Regions from separate parts of the Homo sapiens genome. Here region 2 is linked to region 1. Evidence: chromatin loops called from intact Hi-C (ENCODE). Cell type or tissue: heart left ventricle. All regions are shown on one strand. Links, peaks and the distances in the headings refer to the core of each region. The heading gives the core; the rest is flanking DNA.

What was found. A loop is a pair of places that touch in the nucleus more often than their neighbours do. Peaks named below come from ENCODE experiments on the same cell type or tissue, not always from the same donor. Only the 100,000 strongest peaks of a DNase experiment are listed, where the experiment ranks them.
Region 2: a loop joins it to region 1, with 2.8 times the contacts of the local background. A loop is called at or near these places in 1 of 110 quality-filtered maps.

What each region holds. Positions count from the first base shown.
Region 1 is chr1:174,340,668-174,349,006 of GRCh38, reverse strand. The region is part of intron 11 of RABGAP1L (RAB GTPase activating protein 1 like); the gene reads right to left. Among named protein-coding and RNA genes, the nearest start is that of GPR52, 100 kb to the left of the region's middle. In heart left ventricle, for the core only: no CTCF peak of the experiment used is centred there; no DNase peak of the experiment used is centred there.
Region 2 is chr1:174,285,756-174,294,094 of GRCh38, reverse strand. All of the region lies in intron 10 of RABGAP1L (RAB GTPase activating protein 1 like), which reads right to left. Among named protein-coding and RNA genes, the nearest start is that of RABGAP1L, 130 kb to the right of the region's middle. In heart left ventricle, for the core only: no CTCF peak of the experiment used is centred there; a DNase peak (open chromatin) is centred at 4,034.

The DNA.
Region 1 (8,339 bases), core at 50-8,049:
TCTGCCCGGCCACCACCCCGTCTGGGAGGTGTGCCCAACAGCTCATTGAGAACGGGCCAGGATGACAATGGCGGCTTTGTGGAATAGAAAGGCGGGAAAGGCGGGGAAAGGATTGGGAAATCGGATGGTTGCCGTGTCTGTGTAGAAAGAGGTAGACATGGGAGACTTTTCATTTTGTTCTGCACTAAGAAAAATTCCTCTGTCTTGGGATCCTGTTGATCTGTGACCTTACCCCCAACCCTGTGCTCTCTGAAACATGTGCTGTGTCCACTCAGGGTTAAATGGATTAAGGGCGGTGCAAGATGTGCTTTGTTAAACAGATGCTTGAAGGCAGCATGCTCGTTAAGAGTCATCACCAATCCCTAATCTCAAGTAATCAGGGACACAAACACTGCGGAAGGCCGCAGGGTCCTCTGCCTAGGAAAACCAGAGACCTTTGTTCACTTGTTTATCTGCTGACCTTCCCTCCACTATTGTCCCATGACCCTGCCAAATCCCCCTCTGTGAGAAACACCCAAGAATTATCAATAAAAAAATAAATTAAAAAAAATAAATAAATAAATAAAAAATAAATAGAAACAACAAAAAGTTTAGAAGTGGGGCAAATGAAGGTAAAGTGTGGATTTTTTATTAGTTTTCTTTTTGCTTGTTTGTTACTAGGTTGGTGCAAAAGTAATCACAGTTTTTGCTATTGAAAGTAATGGCAAAAACTGCGATTACTTTTGCACCAACCTAATAGTATGTTTGTTGTTGCAATCAGTGTTAAGCTGTCATCAGTTTAAAATAGTGGGTTATAAGATATTATTTACAAGCTTCAGGGTAACTCAAGTCAAAAAACATACAAAAGATCACAAAAAATAAAAAGCAAAAACTCAAAGCACACCACCAAAAAAAATAACCTTCACAGAAAGGAAGATAGGAAGAAAGAGAATACTACAAAACAACAAGAAAACAAATAACAAAATGTCAGGAATAAGTCCTCATTTATCAATAATAATACAGAATGTAAATGGACTAAACTCTCCAATAAAAACACATAGAGTGGCTAAATGGATTTAAAAAATAAGACCCAATGATCTGTTGCCTACAAGAAATAAACATCACCTGTAAAAACACAAAACAGACTGAAAATAAAGGGATAGAAAAGATATCCCATGCAAATGGAAGCCACAAAGAACAGGAGGAGCTATAATTAGACAAAACAGATTTCAAGAGAAAAACTGTATGGCTCACGCCTGTAATCCTAGCACTCTGGGAGGCCGAGGCGGGCAGATCATGAGGTCAGGAGATCGAGACCATCCTGGCTAACACGGTGAAACCGCATCTCCACTAAAAAATACAAAAAAATTAGCCAGGTGTGGAGGCGGGTGCCTGTAGTCCCAGCTACTCAGGAGGCAGAGGCAGGAGAATGGTGTGAACCCGGCAGGTGGAGCTTGCAGTGAGCCAAGATCGCACCACTGCACTCCAGTCTGGGTGACAGAGCAAGACTCAGTCTCAAAGAAAAAAACACACACACACACACACACACACACACAAAGAGGGGTCACTATGTAATGATAAAGGGGTCAATTCAGCAACAGAATATAATGATTGTAAATATATATGCACCCAACATTGGAGCACCCAGATATATAAACCAAATATTAGAACTAAAGAAAGAGATCAGCCCCAATGCAATAGCTAGAGACTTCAACACTCCACTTTCAGCAATGAACAGATCATCCACACAGAAAGTAAATAAAGAAACATGGAACTTAATCTGCACCACAGTCCAAATAGACCTAACAGACATTTGTAGAACATTTGATCCAGTGGCTACAGAATATACATTCTTCTCCTCAGCTCATGGATCATTCACAAGGATAGGTCATCAGTTAGGCCAAAAAAAAGTATTAAATTTATTTTAAAAACTGAAATTATATCAAGTGTCTTCTCTGCCCACAACTAAATAAAACTAAAAATCAAGAGGAACTTTGGGAACTATACAAACACATGGAAATTAGACAACTTCCTCCTGAATGACCAGTGAGTCAATGAAGAAATTAAGAAGGAAATTTTAAAATTTATTGAAACAAATGAAAATGAAAACAGAACATACTAAAACCTATGGGATACAGCAAATGCAGTACTAAAAGGAAAGTTTATAGCTATAAGCACCTACATCAAAAAAGTAGAAAAAACATCAAACAACCTAACGATGCAACTTAAAGAACTAGAAAAGCAAGAACAAATCAAACCTAAAATTAGGAGAAAAAAAAGAAATAATAAATATCACACCAGAAATAAATGAAAAAAATGCAAAAGATCAACAAAATGACAAGTTATTTTTTAAAAGATAAACAAAATTGATAGAACTTTATACAGACTAAGAAAAAAAAAGAGAAGCCCCAAATAAATGAAATCAGAGATAAAAAGAAGACATTACAACCAATACTGCAGATATTTGAAGAATTATTAGAGACTTCTATGAGCAGCTACGTGTCAATACATTGTAAAACTTAGAATAAATGGATAAATTCCCAGACACAGACAACTTACCAAGATAGAACCATGAAGAAATCCAAAACCTGAATAGACCAATAAGAAGTAATGAGATCAAAGTCGTAATTAAAAAGTCTTCAGCAAAGAAAAGTCCAGGATCTGATGGCTTCATCACTGAACTTTACCCAACATTTAAAGAAGAATTAATATCAATCCCATTGGAACTATTTCAAAAAAAGGAGGAGAAAGGAATACTTCCAAACTCATTCTACAAGGCCAGTATTGTCCTGATGCCAAAACCAAAAACACATTTAAAAAAGAAAATTATAGGCCAATATTCCTGTTGAACAATTATGCAAAAATCCTCAACAAAATGCTAGGCAAACCAAACTCAGCAACACATTAAAAAGATCATTCATCATGACCAATTGGGATTTATCCTCGAGATAAAAGTATGATTCAACATACACAAATCAATCAATCTGATACATTATCAACAGAATGAAGGACAAAGACCATATGAGCATTTCAATTGATGCTTAAAAAATTTTGATAAACTTCAAAATCCCTTCATGATAAAACCCCTCAAAAAAAAACTGGATACAGAAGCAACATATCTCAACACAATAAAATCCATATACAAAAGACCCACAGCTAGTATCACTGTGAATGGGTGAAAACTGAAAGTCTTTCCTCTAAGATAGTGGAACACAACAAGGAAGCCCAACTTTACCACAGTTATTCGACATAGTACTGAAAGTCCTAGCCAGAGCAATTACACAAAAGAAAGGTATAAAGGGCACTCAAATTGAAAAGGAAGAAGCCAATTATCTTTCTTTGGAGATGATACGATCTTATATTTGGAAAAACTAAAGACTCTACCAAAAAAACTATTCAAACTGATAAATTCAGTAAAATGCAGAATGCAAAAATCAACATAAAAAATCAGTAGCATTTCTGTAAGTCAAGAGCAAACAATCTAAAAAATAATTAAATACCTATGAATTAACTTAACCAAACAAGCGAAAGACCTCTATAATGAAAACTATAAAATACTGATGAAAGAAATCAAAGAGGACACCAAAAAATAAAAAGATATTCCACGTTCACGCACTGGAAGAATCAATATTGTTAAAATGTCCATATTACCCAAAGCACTCTACAGATTTAATGTAATCCCTTTTAAAATACCAATGACATACTTCACAGAAATAGAAAAAACAATCCTAAAATTTATATGGAATCACAAAAGACTCAGACTAGCCATGGCCATCCTAAGCAAAAAGAACAAAACTGGAAGAATCACATTACCTGACTTCAAATTATACTAAAGAGCTATAGCAACCAAAACAGCATGGGGTTGGCATTAAATAAAAGACATGTAGACCAATGGAACAGAAGAGAGGACACAGAAATAAATCCATATGTCTATAGTGAACTCTTTTTTGACAAAGGTGCCAAGAACATACATTGAAGAAAGGACAGTCTCTTCAATAAATGGTGCTGGGAAAATTGAATATCCATATGCAGAGGGATGAAACTAGGCACCTCTCACCATATACAAAAGTCAAATCAAAATGGATTAAAGATTTAAATCTAAGACCAAAACCTATGAAGCTACAATAAGAAAACATTGGGGAAACTCTCGAGGACATTGGTCTGGGCAACAATTTATTGAGTAATACCCCCAGAAGCACAGGCAACCAAGGCAAAAATGGACAAAAGGGATCACATCAAGTTAAAAAGCTTCTGGTAAGTGGATAATTCACAAAGTGTTTCATACATATTTTCCTTATTATTAATAACTAGAAAGTGGAATTAATTCCATTGTGAATCAGTCACTCAGCCTGTTTCCACAGTGGCCAGTGCACTCACAAGGTATTATAGGGATTCTATTTCAGAAAAAGGGAAGCAGTAGATGACTCTATCTCTTCTAATTCAAAGATTCACTGAAAATATGCAGCTGTATCACTATCACCATGATGTGTGAATGATCACACCAAGGTAATCACTAAATCATTTTTTTAGTCTGAATCCTAATCACTAAATAGGCAGCAAAAGAGGGTAAAATGGCTATACAAGCACTCCTAGACACAAGGTCCCTAAAGAAGTAGACTTTGTGTAGCCGCAGACCTTCTACAACTACTTATGAGAACGAAAGTCCAAAGGCCAGAAAGTACTTCCTCACACTATGCAGAACAGATGTAAAATGCTGACAGTAATCCCAGGCAGGTGTAAATGCTCAATAAAAGCTAACTCCTATTGTTGTTATTATCATTACAGAGAGCATTCTCCAGAGATCACCACGAAAATAAGTTTCAAGTACTATATGCTTTTAGACACCCTATATACCTTAACATTCCTGACAAACTATAAGGTCTCCAGCTCTCACTAGAGATCATCCTCCAGAACATTTAAATTTCTTAGGTCAGTTGAAACATGATTAAGATGTCTTACTCTAATGGCACTACATTTTGATTTGATTTATTGCCACCACACCAAGTAAAGCTGCTGTCAGTCAGGGATGAAACAGGCCTAAATGGCCAGCAGCTACACAGCTACAGTGCTGGCAGAGAAGACACTCAATAAACATCTAAGAGAAAGGAAGAGACTTCTAGGGGAAAGCACAAATCCCCTCCCCTCAAACAGGATGGATTATTTCTGGTTTTCCTAGTAATTTTGATCTGTAAATCTATAATGTGCTGAGAGCCCAAAACAATATAGACTGCTTAACAGATAAAAATCCAAAAGGAGTACCCACTCCTTTTGAAGGGAAAGAAGGAATGATTTTTCATGGCTCTTCCCCTACTTTTCTGACTTTCTTTTAGACTAATATGCAGGCAGACTAATGAACCCAATCAGATTTTTAAAATTTGACTATAGGTATTGTCAAATTAAATCTCTGACAGAAAGAGCAGTTCTTAATGAGGTTTTACAGCATATAGGCTACCTAAAAAATCAAATGTATTAGCCCGATAAATATTTAAAACTTGCTAAGCCTCACTTGTAATCAGGGAAATGTAAACAAAATGAGATATTTATTGTGAACTAGAGTGGTAAAAATTGAAAAGACATAATATCTACTGTTGGCAAATTTATGAGACAAAGGGTACTCAGATACACAATAGGAAAGGGCATATATTTGCAATCTTTCTGGACAGAAATTTGGTACTACCTATACAAAAACAGATCTCCATACCACAACAATTTCAATTCCAGATATGTGTTTGTGTTTCAGAGTACATACTATTTGTATATTTGTAATAGCAGGAAATAAAAAGGGAAAATGATTATAGGACCCTCAAAAGAGAAATGGAAAAATAAAATTATGCTATATCCACACCACAGAATACTGTGCAATTAAAGAGGGAGAAATCGTTTAATGTAGTGTTCATAACATTGTTTGAGGTGAAAAACAAGTTGCCAAGCAGGATATAAAGAATATTCCTCTTGGAAAACAATACATAAACTGTTAAAAAAAATTTCTGGCTAGGTGCAGTGGCTCATGCCTGTAATCCCAGCACTTTGGGAGGCCAAGGCAGGCAGATCACCTGAGGTCAAAAGATCAAGACCATCCTGGCCAACATGGTGAAACCCTGTCTCTACTAAAAATACAAAAATTAGCTGGGCATGGTGGCACGTGCCTGTAGTCCCAGCTACTCAGGAGGCTGAGGAAGGAGAATCACTTGAACCCAGGAGTCGGAAGTTGCAGTGAGCCGAGAGGGCACTACTGCACTCCAGCCTGGGCAACAAGCAAGACTCCATCTCAAAAAAAAAAAAAAAAATTCTTCTGAGAATTAGAATTGGTGGGCAGGGAAGAGGAATGGTCCATTTTACATCTGTTGATTTAAATTTTTATTTTATCTACCCATCTGCACACTGATGTTGATTTAAATTTTTAAACAATAAAAAAGAAAAAACAGAAATTCTACATATTTTTCTTTGTTTTCTAAGTAATACAAAGCTGCTTATCTTCCCAAATCATAAATCAGTGACTAGCTTTACAAAGATGATTTTTACAGTTTTGTTAATTTATTTAAATATCTCAAAGATTTGGTTAAGTACATGATATTCTCAGTCAAAAACTAAGATTAGTACAGAGAATCACGTTAGCTAATTCATGTGCTTGGGAAAAACGAACTGACAACCATCAACAATACTTACTAGGGAAAAATAGAAAATGCTATTATATTATCAGTTTATCTCAGAGAAAATCCACTTGGGGATTTTCTATTGCATTTGGTTTATCATTAGTCAACAACAATAAGAACTCTATCCTGTTTCTGACCAATCCCCTCTCTTTATTAGGCTACCATTTAAAATGTTATTGATTAAAATGTTAAAATGTTAATGTTTAATATGTATTAAACATATTAACATATTAAACTGTAGCCATAATGAATAAACATTCTTACCTCCCTCTTTTAGCATGCTGCATCTAGACAATCTTTTAAAACACACGCTTTACTGAACCACCTAGGAAAATATACTTACACATAAATTGAAAGATTTTAAAAATTAAGTCAAATTTCTATGAAAAACTGTAACATTTAGCCAGCTCCACTGACCCTTCAAGTACAGAGTTCAGTTATCCATCATTTAAAGGCTGGTTGTACTTATCAAGAAAGATACTTAAATTAAGCCTTCCAACCTTCAGATAAGTATCAGTGTGTAACTTTTTTCAGAATACGACTACTTTGCATGTAGATATGTAAGATTTCTCTCCTTTTGAAACACATTTCATTAAGCAAAACAAATCTTCAGGTCATAAGATAATTATTTGCCTTGAAAAACAAAGATAAGAATGAAATTTTTTAATAGCTTAAAACTTTAGAAATCAAAGATTTTCACCCAATTCCCAATTATTCTATGAATTACATTAAGTAGAAAAAAGGATTTTAATGGACAGGAAAAGTTCCATTTCAGTTCAAACTTCAGGGATTTTAAATAAAACATCTGTGCAAAACATGTACTCTGAACAATGTCAATAAAATACATGAGTAAGCGGTCAAGTTTTCATCCAAGTTGTTAAACTGAACTTCCCTCCTACTTCTAATATTCTCTCCTATCCAATGCCATCCTATTCTACAACACTTACAGAAGTGTTGATAAAGAAATCATACAACCAGCATGGTGCCAATGTCTCTAAGATAAATTATAAATTAATTTTAATCTTCATCTTTCAAGCAACATTTTGTAACACGAAGCATGGCAAAGATGCATCATATTAGCATTCAGAATTTGGGGAGTTGCGAAGTGAGGCACTTATCACACTGAAGTTAGAAAAATGATGGACAGTTGTATACACATTATCATCACATGAAAATAACATGAATTAAGAAAGAACTATCTATCCATCTGACAACAATCTAATATCCAGAGTCTACCAGGAACTTAAAGAAATTTACAAGAACAAAACCCCACTAAAAAGTGGCAAGGGACATGAACAGACACTTCTCAAAAGAAGACATTCATGCAGCCAACTAACATGAAAAAAAAAATCAACATCACTGATCATTAGAGAAATGCAAATCAAAACCACAATGAGATATCATCTCACGTCACTCAGAATGGTGATTATTTAAAAGTCAAGAAACAACAGATGCTGGCAAGGTCGTGAAGGAAAAGAGACGCTTTTACACTGTTGAGAAATTATTTCAACCATTGTGGAAGACAATGTGGCAATTCCCGAAAGATCTAGAAGAAGAAATACCATGTGACTCAGCAATCCCATTACTGGGTATATACCCAAAAGAATATAAATCATTCTATTATAAAGATACATGCACTGTATGTTCATTGTACCACTATTCACAATTAGCAAAGACATGGAATCAACCCAAATGCCCATCAAGATA
Region 2 (8,339 bases), core at 227-8,226, 55 kb after region 1:
GCATAATTATAATCCCCATTTCAGAGACTACTAATATCTTGCCTAAGGTTATACAGCTGTGAAACATACACCAGAGTAAACTGGATACAAACCTAGGATGTCTAACTGAACTCCAATAAGGGTGATAAGGGTGATGAGTGAGTGCTGCTTCTGAACTATGTATATACTTCTATTGTTCCATTATCATCTAGTATTGTAACATTTTTACCAGTATATTGTTTACTGTTTTAGAACAGAGAATAGATAATACTCATTCAAATATCCCCAACATAGCATAATGCCTATCACATAATGCATAATGCCTACCACACTGTAGGCACTCAATAAGTGTTTAATAAACTAAACTAAACATTGAAAATCATTTCTAAAATGAATACCGGCATCTCAGTGAAATTGTAAGTGATACAGGACTTTGGCCTTTCCTGCTCAATATAGTGACACTTCAAGTAGAAATGCCCTCTTCATTTCTTTACCTTGACCCCTAATAAAACCTAGACTAAAGGAAAGAATCTTATTAAAGTCACTACCAATAAGGACAATACAACTAGTAAAAGTTATTATGACCTATTTCCTGGAGATGTTGACATTTTAACAACCAGTAAAGCTTTAAGCCAGTGGAGTTAGCATGTAACAAGAAAATACCAAATGTTCATTCATTTAGAAAGGCTTTTAGAGCAGAAATCTTTTTGGCAAACAGTTTTCAAATAACCCCATATGAGCAGAGTGCTCTTCATGGATCAGGATCATAAATCACTGAATTTTACCAGCCAAGAGCCTATTTTGTTAAAGGAGTAAGGGCAAGTACACTGTCAATGTTTCCAATGTTACAAGTCCTTAGATTTTCTTTACAAACTCTTCATATAACTAATTTAAATAGTGATACCAGCATCAAGATGGTGCAAGTAAGGAAAAACCAAATTGAAGAAGAATATAACCAAAAAAAACTACTGTTCATGAAAAAAAGTTTTCAGGAAAAAAAAAAATCCTAATTTTAGTGTTAGATTATCATAATTTTCCACTTTCCATAAACATTTTATGTGTAAGTTTTAGGGTCAAACTGCTTAGATTCAATTCCTGGTCCACCACCTAATAACCTACCTGTGCCTAAGTACAAATCCAGAGAATGGAGGTAATAATGGCACTTACACCTCAATAGAGATTACTGAAGATTACACAAATTAATCCATGTAAAGTGCTTAGAAGAGGGTATGGTATGTAGTAAACTAATTAAAAAATAATTAGTAGTGGCTATTACTACTGTTGCTTACAGTAATAGTCATAGAAATTGTTGATCTACTGAGTAAAGATCACAGGAAAATCTTATTATAGAACTTGACATAATGGACATTTATAGGATACTCCACTCAACAACTGCAGAGCACACATCCCTTACAAGTACTCTTGAAAAATTCACAGTAGACCATATGCTGAGTCATAAAATAAGTCTGAACAGTTTAAAAGAATTCAAATCATATAGAGTATACTCTGTGACCAAAATGAAACTAAATCAGAAGTCAATAGCAAAAAAAAGGAAAATCTAAAAATATTGGAAAATCAAACAATATGCTTCTGAATGACCCATAGGACACAAAAGAAATAACAAGGGAAATTAGAAAATATTTCAAATATAATTAAAATGAACACACAATATATTAAGGTTCATGGAATGCAGCTAAAGCAGTGGTTAGAGGGAAGGTTTAAACCTTAGAAATACAAAAGTATTAGGAAAAAAGCAGTAAAAAAAAAAAAAAAAAAAAAAAAAAAAGATTAGGTAGGTGCAATGGCCCACACCTGTAATCCTAGCACTTTGGGAGGCCAAGGCAGGAGAACTGCTTGAGCAATTTGAGACCAGCCTGAGCAACATAGCAACACCCCATCCATACAAAAATAAAAAGCCAAGCATGATGGATGTACCTGTAGTCCTAGCTACTCAGGAGGCAGAGATGGGAGACTCGCTTGAGCCCAGGAGTTCAACACTACAGTGAACTATGGTCGTGCCACTGCACTCCAGCCTGGGTGACAGAGCAAGACCCTGTCAATAATAATAATAATAATAATAATAATAATAATAATAAATGATCTAATCTTCACATGAAGCCAGAAAAAGAAACACAAGTGAAACCCAAAGCAGGAAAAATAATGAAACAACAAAGGGAATAAACTGAAGAGAAAACAGAAAAAAAAATAAGAAAATCAAACCACCCGAAATCTGGCTCTTTGGAGGGAAAATGTCAATAAGTTACAGACTTCTACCTAGACTGATTAAAACAAAGGGAGAAAACAAATAAATTAACCAATGTCAGGAATAAAGGAAGATCCTACAAACCCTATAGATGTTTAAAAAAAATAGGTCAATATTTTGTGCAATAGACCAAATAAAATTGAAACATTCCTTGAAAGACAAATCACCAACATTTCAAGAAATTTAAAAAATAATAAGTGGAATAAATCCAATATTTACTAAAGAAATTAAATTCGTGATTTAAAAGGCTTCCCATAAAGTAAACTATAGGCCCAGATGGTTTCACTGGTGAACTCTATCCAACAATTAAGGAAGAAATAATACAAATCTTATAAAAATTCTCCCAGCAAATATAGGAAGAAACAATTTCCAACTCATTTTTTGAGGTACCATACTACATGAACACTAAAATCCAACAAAGACATTATAAGAAAACTATAAACCAATGTCTCATAAAAATAGACATAAAAATTATTTTTAAAATGTATTACTGGGTCAATAAAGTGATATATAAAAAGAATACCATCATCACCAAGGGTGACTTTTCCTAAGGAATGCAAGGTTGGCTTAATGTTTAAAAAAAATCAATGTAATTCAATATATTGATAAGAAAAAAAGGGGGAAAAACCACAAAGATGCAGAAAAATATTTGATAGAGTTTCAACACTGTTCACAGGGGGAAGAAAAAAACTAAGCAAGAGAAGAAAAAGAATTTATAGGCATTCAGATAGAAAACTACCTTTATTGGCAGACAACATGATAATATATAGAGAAAGCATTAAGAATCTAAAAGAGCTGGGCACAGTGGCTCATGCCTGTAATCCCAGCATTTTAAAAGGCTGCAGTGGGAGGCTTGCTTGAGTCCAAGAGTTCAAGACCAGCCTGGGCAACATAGCAAGAGCCATCTCTACAAAAAATTAAAACTTAGCCAGGTGTGGTGGCACATGCTTGTAGTCCCAGCTACTCGGGAGGCTGATGCAGGAGAATCACTTGAAACCAGGAGGCAGAGGCTGCAGTGAGCCGAGATCTCGCCATTGCACTTCAGCCTGGGCAACAGGAGCGAAACTCAGTCTCAAAAAAAAAAAAAACCAAGAAAAAGAAAACAAGTTAATTTAGCAAAGTTGCGGGAAATATGGCTAATATACAAAAATCAAGTCTTTATGTATTCTAAAAATAAACAATAAAAAATTAAAATTTAAAGAATACAATTTATAGTAATATCAAAAACATGTGTGTTCTGAGGAATGACATCAGCAAGATGGCAGAATAGGAGGTCCCAAGCTCTAGTCCCCATCACAGAAATACCAACTAGCAACTATCTACATACAAGAACATCTTTGCAAAAATTCCAGAAGCACAAAACTTAGAAAAGTTGTATTGGAAGTATAAGTGGAGCAATTTCAATTTGATGATGTTGCCACTACCCCAGGCCAAAACAGCCTCATGCCAAGAGAGATTTGCTGAGTCTATGGTTTCACCAGCAGCACAAGGTGAACATCTAGCTTTCCCAATATTCCAGCATGCTTCCCAAAAGGCCAAATTATATCTCTTCTCCTACAGAATATTGAGAATTGTCAGGACTAGACCACATGCAACAAGCACATGTATCTTGGCAATGGCACCACACATCCCTGCTGACAGCTTCACCTGACAAGGAGCCCAGGCAGCAGCTCCTCCCACCTGCAAAGCAATCCTGGCACCCAGTCTGGCCAGGGAGTATGGTTGGCAGTACTGGGTGTCTAGGTTTCCCAGTCAGCAATCCAGCCCAGCTGCAAAGCACAGATGGCAACCATGCCCAGGCAGGGAACCAAGCCAGCAGCCCAGAGTATAACCTGCAATCCCACCCAACCAGGGAGCCTAGCCAATGACTACATCAAACAGTGGGGCACAGCTTCCAGCCCCAACCAATCAGGGAGTCCAATCAGTATCCCTACCTGACTGTAATGCCATCCAGCTGTAGAGCCCAGCCAGCAACCCCGCCTAACTTTGGGGCACAGCCTGCAGCCTCACCCAACCAGAGGCAATTACAAAGCCCAACCAACAGTCCCACTTGACCTCAGATACCAGTCAGGGGGCCTGCCCAACAAGAGAGCTCCACCCAACCTTAGAGCAACGGCAGCAGCCCCACCAGATCAGAGACCCCAGCCTCACTTACCTGCATATGCTACCAGCTGGCCCAACCAGAAGCCCAGGCTTGGCAGACTAGTAAAGATCTTTCCTTGCCAAAGTGAACATGTAAAGGCTAGAAGAGGTGATCACTTCCTAAATTGTGCAGACACTAATACAATGATATGAGGATCACAAAGAATCAGGGAAACATGATACCACTAATGGAAACTAATAAAGCTGTAATAACTGACCCTAAACAAATGAAGATATGTAACTAACAAAGAATTTAGAATAATACTCTTAAAAATCAGTGAACTACAAGAAAACACAGACAACTAATCAGAAAAACAATACATTAACAAAATAAGTTCAACAAAGTAATAAAAACCATTTTTAAAATCCAGCTAGGCACAGTGGCTTATGCCTATAATCCTACCACTTTGGGAGGCCAGGCGAGAAGATCTCTTGAGACCAGGAATTCAAGACAAGCCTAAGCAAAACAGCAAGACCCTGTCTCTACAAAAGTTATTTTTAAAAAATTAGGTGGGTGTGGTGGCCCATGCCTGTTTTTCTAGCTATTTGGGAGGCTAAGGTGGGATCATCACTTGAGCCCTGGAGTTCGAAGTTACAGTGAACTATGATTGTGCCACTGCATTCCAGGCTGGGTGACACAGTGAGACCCTGCACCCTCTTTACAAAAAATCATAAAGCTGAAGAATACAATGACTGAATTTAAAAATTTAATAGCATGCTTCAACAGCAGACTTGGCCAAGCAGAAGAATAAAAAATCAGTGAACTCAAAGATGAGTCACTTAAAATTATCCAGTTAGAGAAGCAAAAACAAACAAACAAAGAGTGAAGAAAGTCTACAGGATACCTGGAACACCATCGAGCAAAACAACATAAGCATTCCAGAAGTATCCGAAGGAAAAGAGACAGATAAAGAGACTGAAAAATCTATATAAAGAAATAATGGCTGAAAAGATCCCAAATTTAGGAAAAGAAGAGGACAGTCAAAGTTATGAGACCCATAGATTTCCAAACAGGCTGAAAAGTCTACACCAGGACATAGTATAATTAAATTGTCAAAAGTCAAAGACAAAGAGAGAATTATGAAAATGGCAGGAGAAAAGCACCTTGTCACATACAAAAGAGCCCTTGTAAGACTGTAAGTGGATTCCTCAGCAGATACCTTGCAGGAGAGGAAACAGTGGAATAATATATTCAATATATTGAAAGAGAAAAGAAATCCTCAACCAAGAATACTATACCTGGCAAAGCTGTACAGCAGAAATGAAAGAGAGAAAGACTTTCCCCAACAAACAAAAACTAAAGGAGTTCATCATCACAAAGATCTGCCTTATAAGAAATGCCAAAGTTCTTCAAGTTGAAATGAAAGGATACTAATTAACAATGTAAAAACATATAAATGTATAAAACTCACTGGTAAAAGCAAATAGATAGTCAAAATCAGAATTCTCTAATATTCTTGTGGTGGTATGTATATCACTTTCAACTCTAGTATAAAAGTTAAAAACAAACATATTAAAAATAATTATAGCTAAAATAATTTTAATGGGCACACAATATTAAAAGCTGTAACATCAATAACCTAAAATATGAGAGATGGGGGAGTAAAAGTGTAGAATTTTTGTATGCAAACACAGTTGAGTTGTTACTGGCTTAAAATAACATGTAATAATTATATTTTATGTAAGCCTCATGGTAATTACAAAGCAAAATCCTGCAGTAGATACACAAAAGATTAATAGAAAGAAATAAAAGCCTGCCATCACAAAAAGTCACCAAATTATAAAGAAAGACAGCAAAAGAGAAAGAAAGGAACAAAGGACTACAAACCATTTTAAAAATTAATAAAATGACAATAATAAGTCCTTACCTACCAATAATTAAATGTAAAAGGATTATTCAATCAAAAGATATAGAGTAGGCTGGGTGCTATGGCTCACACCTGTAATCTCAGCACTTTGGGAGGCTGAGGCGGGCAGATTACTTGAGGTCAGGAGTTCAAGACCAGTCTGGCCAACACAGTGAAACCCTGTCTGTAATAAAAAAGCAAAAATCAGCTAAGTGTGGTGGTGCACACCTGTAATCCCAGCTACTCGGGGGGCTGAGGTTGGAGAATCACTTGAACCCAGGAGATGGTGGTTGCAATGAGCCAAGATCAAGTCACCAGTGTACTCCAATCTGGGCAACAAAGTAAGACTCCTTCTCAAAACAAAAACAAAGATATAGAGTGACTGAATGGATATAAAATTAAGATCCAAGAATATGCTACCTACAAGAGACTCACTTTAGCTTTGAGAACACACAGGCTGAAAATGAAGGGATGGAAAAAGATATTCCATGCAAATGTTAACCAAAAGAGAACAGAGTGGCTATATTTATATCAGACAAAGTAGACTTTAAGTCAAAAACTGTCAGAAGAGACAAAGAAGATCATTATATAATGACAGAGGGGTCAATTCATCAAGAAGATTTAACTATTGTAAATAGTAATACATCTAACATCAGGGTACCTCATTATAAAACAAGTATTAAGAGAACTGCAAGGAGAAATAAATGACAATATAATAATAAAGGGGACTTTATTATGCCACTCTTGACAGTAGATAGATCATGCAGGCAGAAAATCATAAGGAATCAACAGATTTGAACAACACTATAGAAAAAATGGACCTAATAGACATATAAAGAACATCCTATCCAACAGCAGCAAAATACACATTCTTGTCACACACACACAGAACATTCTTTAGAATAAATATGTTAAGACACACAAAAAAAGTCTTAAATTCAAGAAAATTAAAATCATATCATGTATCTTTTCTGACCACAATGGTATAAAACTAGAAATAAAAACAGAGGGAAAAATGGAAAATTCAGATATATAGAAACTAAAGAACACATTCCTGAGCAATCAATGGGTCAAAAGGAAATTTAAAATACATCTAAGACAAAACAAAATGGAAATACAACATACCAAAACTTATGGGATAAAGCAAAAGAAGTTCTAAGTGGGAAAGTTTATATTGATAAATGTCTAAATTATGGGGAAAAAAAAGACCTCAAACAACTTAACTTTACATCTCAGCAAACTAGGGGAAAAAAAACTGGACCCAAATTAGCATATGGAAAAAATAGTAAAGACTGGAGCAGAAATAAATGAAATAGAGAAGAGTAAAACAACAGAAAAGATGGACAAAACTAAAACCTGGTTTTTTGGAAAGATAAACAAAACTTTAACTAGAATAGCCAAGAAAAAAAGAGAGAGGACTCAAATAAATAAAATTACAAATGAAAGAAGAGGCATTATAACTGATACCACAGAAATACAACAGATCATAAGAGACTATTATGAACAACTATATGGCAACAAAATGGATAACCTAGAATAATAAATAAATTCCTGGAAACATATGACCTACCAAGATAAAATAATGAAGAAACAGAAAATCTGAACAGACCAATAAAGAATAATAAGACTGAATCAGCAATAAAAAGTCTCCCAGCAAAGCAAAGCCCAGGACCTGATGGTTTCACCACTGAATTCCACCAAACATTTAATGCCAATCCTTCACAAATTCCTCCAAAAAAAATTGAGGAGGAGGAAATACTTGCAAACTCATTTCATGGGGCCAGCATTACCCTGATACCAAAGCCAGACGAAGACATCACAAGAAAACTATAGGCCAGTAATCCAAATGAACACAGATGCAAAAGTTCTCAACAAAACACTAGCAAGCTGAAATCAACAGCAGAGTAAAAAGATCATACACATGATCAAATGGTATTCATCCCTGGGGTGCAAGATGATTCACCGTACACAAATCAATAAATGTGATAAACCACATTAATAAAACATAAAAATCATATGATCTTCTCAATAGATTCAGAAAAAGACAAAATTCAACATCCTTTCATGATAAAAATGCCCAATAAATTGGGTATAGAAGGAATGTACCC